Regions from separate parts of the Homo sapiens genome. Here region 2 is linked to region 1. A link is an interaction called in ENCODE POLR2A ChIA-PET data of the cell type or tissue named here. Cell type or tissue: K562. All regions are shown on one strand. Each heading gives the region's core, and the rest is flanking DNA. Links, peaks and the distances in the headings are about the cores only.

Evidence for each region. Peaks named below come from ENCODE experiments on the same cell type or tissue, not always from the same donor. Only the 100,000 strongest peaks of a DNase experiment are listed, where the experiment ranks them.
Region 2: POLR2A ChIA-PET joins it to region 1 with 5 read pairs; 2 of 35 experiments call an interaction of 5 or more read pairs at or near these places.

What each region holds. Positions count from the first base shown.
Region 1 is chr16:71,615,744-71,618,663 of GRCh38, forward strand. All of the region lies in intron 1 of LOC105371334 (a long non-coding RNA gene), which reads right to left. Among named protein-coding and RNA genes, the nearest start is that of MARVELD3, 9.0 kb to the right of the region's middle. In K562, for the core only: no CTCF peak of the experiment used is centred there; no DNase peak of the experiment used is centred there; H3K27me3 peaks cover 101 bases.
Region 2 is chr16:71,275,373-71,278,292 of GRCh38, forward strand. No RefSeq gene overlaps it. Among named protein-coding and RNA genes, the nearest start is that of CMTR2, 13 kb to the right of the region's middle. In K562, for the core only: no CTCF peak of the experiment used is centred there; a DNase peak (open chromatin) is centred at 1,619.

The DNA of each region.
Region 1 (2,920 bases), core at 226-2,725:
TGATTTGGAGATGTTGGCTTGGGGTTCACAGTGCTGGTGTCAGTAAAAGGAGAAAAAAAGCCTGGGCATGGTGGCTCATGCCTGTAATCCCAGCACTTTTTGGGAGGCTGAGGCAGGCAGACCACGAGGTCAAGAGATCGAGACCATGCTGGCCAACATGGTAAAACCCTGTCTCTACTAAAAATACAAAAATTAGCTGGGCGTAGTGGCGTGCGCCTGTAGTCCCAGCTACTCAGGAAGCTGAGGCAGGAGAATCACTTGAACCAGGGAGAAGGAGGTTGCAGTGAGCCAAGATCGTGCCACTGCACTCCAGCCTGGCAACAGAGCAAGACTTCATCTCAAAGAAAAAAAAAAGAGAGAAAAAAAGCTACAGGGCAAAGCACAAAAACCCTATAAACAAAGTGTCAGGATGTTAAAGAGAGCCAAAGACCACTTTTAGCTGGAGGAATTTGAGCCGGCTTCCTGGAGACATGGCCCCGGGTGGCTCCCCTCCATTCATTCAAGAGTCACTTATTCATTGAACAAGTGTCTTCCGTGCCATTGGAGTTCGAGGCCCTGGGGATTTATCAGGGAGCAGGATATGTCCCCGCTTTCATGCAGCCTACTCTACAAGGTACAGTCAAATAACAGACACATTAAAAAATAAACATAGAGGCCCAGTATAGTGGCTCACGCCTGTAATCCCAACGCTTTGAGAGGCCAAGGCAGGCAGGTCACCTGAGGTCAGGAGTTCGAAACCAGCCTGGCCAACATAGTGAAACCCCGCCTCTACTAAAAATACAAAAATTAGCCAGGCGTGGTGGCACATGCCTGTAGTCCCAGCTACTCGGGAGGCTGAGGCAGGAGAATCACTTGAATCCAGGAGGTGGAGGTTGCAATGAGCCGAGATCGCACCACTGCACTCCAGCCTGGGCAACAAGAGCGAAGACTCCCTCTCAAAAAATAATAATAATAAAGTTGTGATTTCTTTAAAGTATTTTGACTGCTTGTGAGCAGACTTTTAGGCAATTAAGAGAAAAATATCCTTAGACTAAGTGGATAAAATTTTTTCTCAAATATTTAAACATAGGCAAAACATAACAAGCTTAAAGACTGTACTTTTCAAATGTTCTACAAGTGGACATGTATTATTATTGTTATTATCATTATTTTGAGACAGGGTCTCACTCCATTGCCCAGGCTGGAGTGCAGGGGTGCCATCACAGCTCACTATAGCCTTGACCTCCTGGGCCCAAGCGATCCTCTCACCTCAACCTCCCAAGTATCTGGGACTAGAGGTGTGCACCACCACACCCAGCTAATTTTTGTATTTTTTGTAGAGACAGGGGTCTCCCTATGCTGCCCAGGCTGGTTTTGAACTCCTTGGCTCAAGCAATCCTCCCGCCTCAGCCTCCCAAAGTGCTGGGATTACAAGTGTGAGCCACCATGCCTAGCCTGTGTATTATTTTTATAATCAGAAAAAAATAGTTCTTAAAATCACTGGGAAGGTGATTTTAATCACATTTCCACCGATGTACAGAGTGCAAGAGCTATGGGGACATGGCTACCTCTGCCTAGATTTTAAAGGACATTTAGTTTAGGAGAAAAACCAAAAGTTTGGTAATACATGCTGTTGATGAACTTGTGGGGAAATAAACGCTCTCATGTATAACTAATGGGAATACAAACCTATATAATTCCTATGAAGGACATTTGGCAATCTGTCAAAAGTTTAATGTCTTGGGAGGCTGAGGTGGGTGGATAACTTGAGGTCAGGAGTTCAAGACCAGCCTGGCCAACATGGCAAAACCCTGTCTCTACTAAAAATACAAAAATTAGCCAGGTATGGTGGTGGGTGCCTGTAGTCCCAGCTACTTGGGAGGCTGAGGCAGGAGAATCACTTGAACCCAGGAGGTGGAGGTTGCAGTGAGCCGAGATCATGGCACTGATCATGGCACTGCACTCCAACCTGGGCGACAGAGTGAGACTCAGTCTCAGAAAAAAAAAAAAAAAAAAAAAAAGATTAATGTCTAGGTCACTTTTTAGACTGGTTCCTTCACCACTTCATTAAAGACTCACCCCATTCCAAGCCCTGCCATGATCACCATTGAGGCTACAGATACAATATACCAGGCTCTTTTTTTTGTTTTTGAGACAGAGTTTTGCTGTGTCTCCCAGTCTGGAGGGAAATGGCGTGATCTCAGCTCACTGCAACCTCTGCCTCCCAGGTTCAAGTGATTCTCCCACCTTTGGATGGCTAGGTCACTTTTTAGACATTAAACTTTTGGAGATATACCCCACAGATGTACATGTGAGAATGCAAAATAACACACAAGGTCATTCATACAGCTTTATAGTAGCAAAAGATTAGAAATAATCATACAGCTTTATAGTAGCAAAAGATTAGAAATAATCCAAATGTCTATCAAGAGAGCACTAATTAAATCAGTTATGATACAGTCATACAGCAGGGCACTATGCAGCTTGAAAAAAAGAATGAGGACCTTTTTTATTTACCAATATGAAAAGATCTTCAAGATAATTACATGAAAAAAGCAAGTCACAGAACAGAGAACACTATGCTACCTTTCGTGTGAATCGGAAAGAAGGGTATATAGATTTGATCTGCTTATATTTATGTGAATCAAACCCTAGAACAATTCACAAGAAAATCATTGCAATGATTGTTTGTTGAGGGGGGCTCTGGATCCCCTTTTCCTGCTGATATACCCATCCCCCAGCCACGATGACACTGACTGACAGCAAGTCACAGCTGTTCCTTCTCTGGGGAATTGCCTGCCACCCAAAAGAGGGCCACCTGACTTGGAAAGGGTATGCTATGGTCTGAACATCGGTGTTCCCCAAAATTCATATGTTGGAACCCAATACCCAATGTGACAGTATCAAGAGACAGAGCCTCGGGGAAAGTGATGAGGTCATA
Region 2 (2,920 bases), core at 331-2,830, 340 kb before region 1:
CACAGAGGGCATATTTTAAAATCTTTTAAAGTAACACTAAAGGAGAAAGCCCTGAAAATACTGTGCTAGGAAAGCTATCTATTTTGGTCCACTTCCACTATCACACAGGAACCTAAAACTTCCTAAAAGTTCAGGAAAATGCATCTCATTTAAACAAGAGCCATAGAAAATGATTGTAATTAAACATATATATATAGTGATATTGCAAGGAAAAGGCAGAAAATGATATGAGAAACATACCCCAAAGGAAGCACACTAAGAAAAGTCACAAGATGTGAACCCGGGAGGCGGAGCTTGCAGTGAGCCGAGATCGCGCCACCACACTCCAGCCTGGGTGACAGCGCGAGACCCCATCTCAAAAAAAAAAAAAAAAAGTCACAAGATGGATTTAAGTGCTATTAAAGAAGAAAACAGAAGCTCTAAAAGAACAACATAAATTAAAATAGAAAAATACAGTTTACATGATTAGTCAGCAGGAAGATAAAAAAAAATAGAGCTCAGTAATGTTAAATCAAGTTTAGCCTGAAGCTGCCACCTTACATATTTTAAGTTCAGCCTAAAGGTTTCTCTGTACATCATGAACTATAACAAGTGGAGGTATAAACAGATCAGAGCTTACGCTTGTGCCAGTCACCGAGTTTTGGCCAATCAAATGTAGCCAACTGTTTGAACCCTGTTCAAATAAGGCAAATGCCAATCTGTAACCAATCCAGCTGTTTCTGTACCTCACTTCTGTTTTCTGTATATCACTTTCCTTTTTCTATCTATAAATCTTCTTCCACCACATGGCTGCACTGGAGTCTCTAAGCCTACTCTGGCTCAGGAGGCTGCCCAATTCACAAATTGTCTATTGCTGAATTAAATGCCTTTAAATTTAATTCAGCTGAAGTTTTTCTTTCATCAGTAAGGAAATAAGAAGAAACCAATTACTTCACATATGAATGTTAAACATAAGAGCTAACATACATAATGGAAAACAGTAACAGAAATAGAAAAAGGAAATTAAAAATCAAACAAAAATAAAAAGATAAAAAATAATTTAAGAGAAAGTAATAGATACAGAAGACAGGTGCTAATATACAACATACATTAACAGCAGTCCCTAAACAAGGCAATCAAAGAAATAATGTAATTAAAACAATTAATTATATTAACAGAATTAAAGAGAATATGTTCATATCCACTGATTTAAAAAATGGAAACATTTAAACAAACATTTATGTTTTTTAAAAACTCCAAAAACTAGGAAAACCTCCTTAATAAAAATAGTAAACTAAAAAATCAGCACCTAATGGGAAAACACTAGAGTAACAGTTCTAAAAGTGTGGCCCATGGACCTTTTCAAGAGTCTGTGAGATCAAAAACTATTTTCATGGTAAAACTGAGACAGGAGATCAGCAGGACTTGTGTTCCCAGCACCCAACTCAGCAAAGAAACCAGCGAAAACCAAGATGGTGACTACAGCAACCTCTAGTTGCTCTCATTGCTCATTATATGCTAATTATAATTAATTTGCATGCTAAAAGACACTCCTACCAGTGGCTTGACAGATTACAAATGCCATGGCAACCCCTAGAAGTTACCTTATGTGGTTTAAAAGGGGAGGAATCCTTGGTTCCAGGAACTCCCCAGCTCTTTTCCAGAAAAGTCATGAATAAACTGCCCCTTACGTAGCATATAGTCAAGGAATAGCCATATATACTGCTAGCCAGCAATCCACAGGGCTGCTGCTGCTGTCTGTTGTTCGAATAAACTTGCTTTGGCTTTGCTCTGTTGGTTCACGCATGAATTATTTCCTGTGTGAAGCCAAGAACCCTCCTGGGCTGAGCCCCAATTTTGGGGTTTGCCTGCATTGAAACTAAGACATTATGCATCTTTTCACAATGTCAGTAGTTGCACTGATGGTGCAAAGCAGTGGTGAGCAAAACTGCTGTTGCCTTAGCACAAATCAAGGCAGGGCACCAAACTATACTAGTAGGCATTGTATTCTTCATCATACATGCTCATAATGGGGGTCAGAGGGAGCCATTTTTACTTAAGAATGTCCTTGATGAAGTAGCAAAAAATATTAATTGTATTAAGTCTTGCTCTTAAGAGTACATGACTTTAATAATATTGAAGAAATGGAAAGTTGTGTACACATAAAGCTCTTGCTGCACCCCAAAGTAGAACGAGTGCCTCCAGGAAAACCATTTGTGTAACTGAGTTGCAAAGTCAAATGGTGCATTTTTCATGAAATACCATTTTTACTGGAAAGAAAAACTGGCAAACGATAGTTAGACGAGTATTTGGCAGATATTTTCTCAAAAATGAATAAAGTGAGCAACGCTTCAAGGAAAACAACTGTCAGTGTTTTTTGACATGATAAAATTTGAGCATTCAAGGAAAAATTAGAATTTTATAAAACATGTGTCCATCACTCTGAGCTTGACAGCTTCCCAATACTTAGATTTGTTTGATGAGATCAGTGGTGATGTTTTAAAATGTAACTTTTTGCATAATGTATAATCAAATGTGTCAACATTTGCATGATCTGCATAACTCAGTGAACCAATATTTTTCAAATGACAAATTCATGGTGTTAAAAAAACCACATATGGGTAAATGATCCATTCAAAGTACAAGACAGATCAATGGATTTTAGTGTAAGAGTCAAAAAAATTCATAATATAGCTTGATTCTTCATTGCAACCAATGTTTAAGAAACTATTACCTGCCAAATTTTGATGTAACATCAAAAAAATCCATAATTACCTTAAAGGTTATTAAAATACTCCTCCCTTTCCCAACTTCATATCTATATGAGGCCATATTTTCTTAAATATTTCAACCAAAACAATGTATTCCGACAGATTGTAGAATCAGATGAGAATCCAGCTGTCTCCTATTATAAAGACAAAAGTGATTCACAAGAATGTAA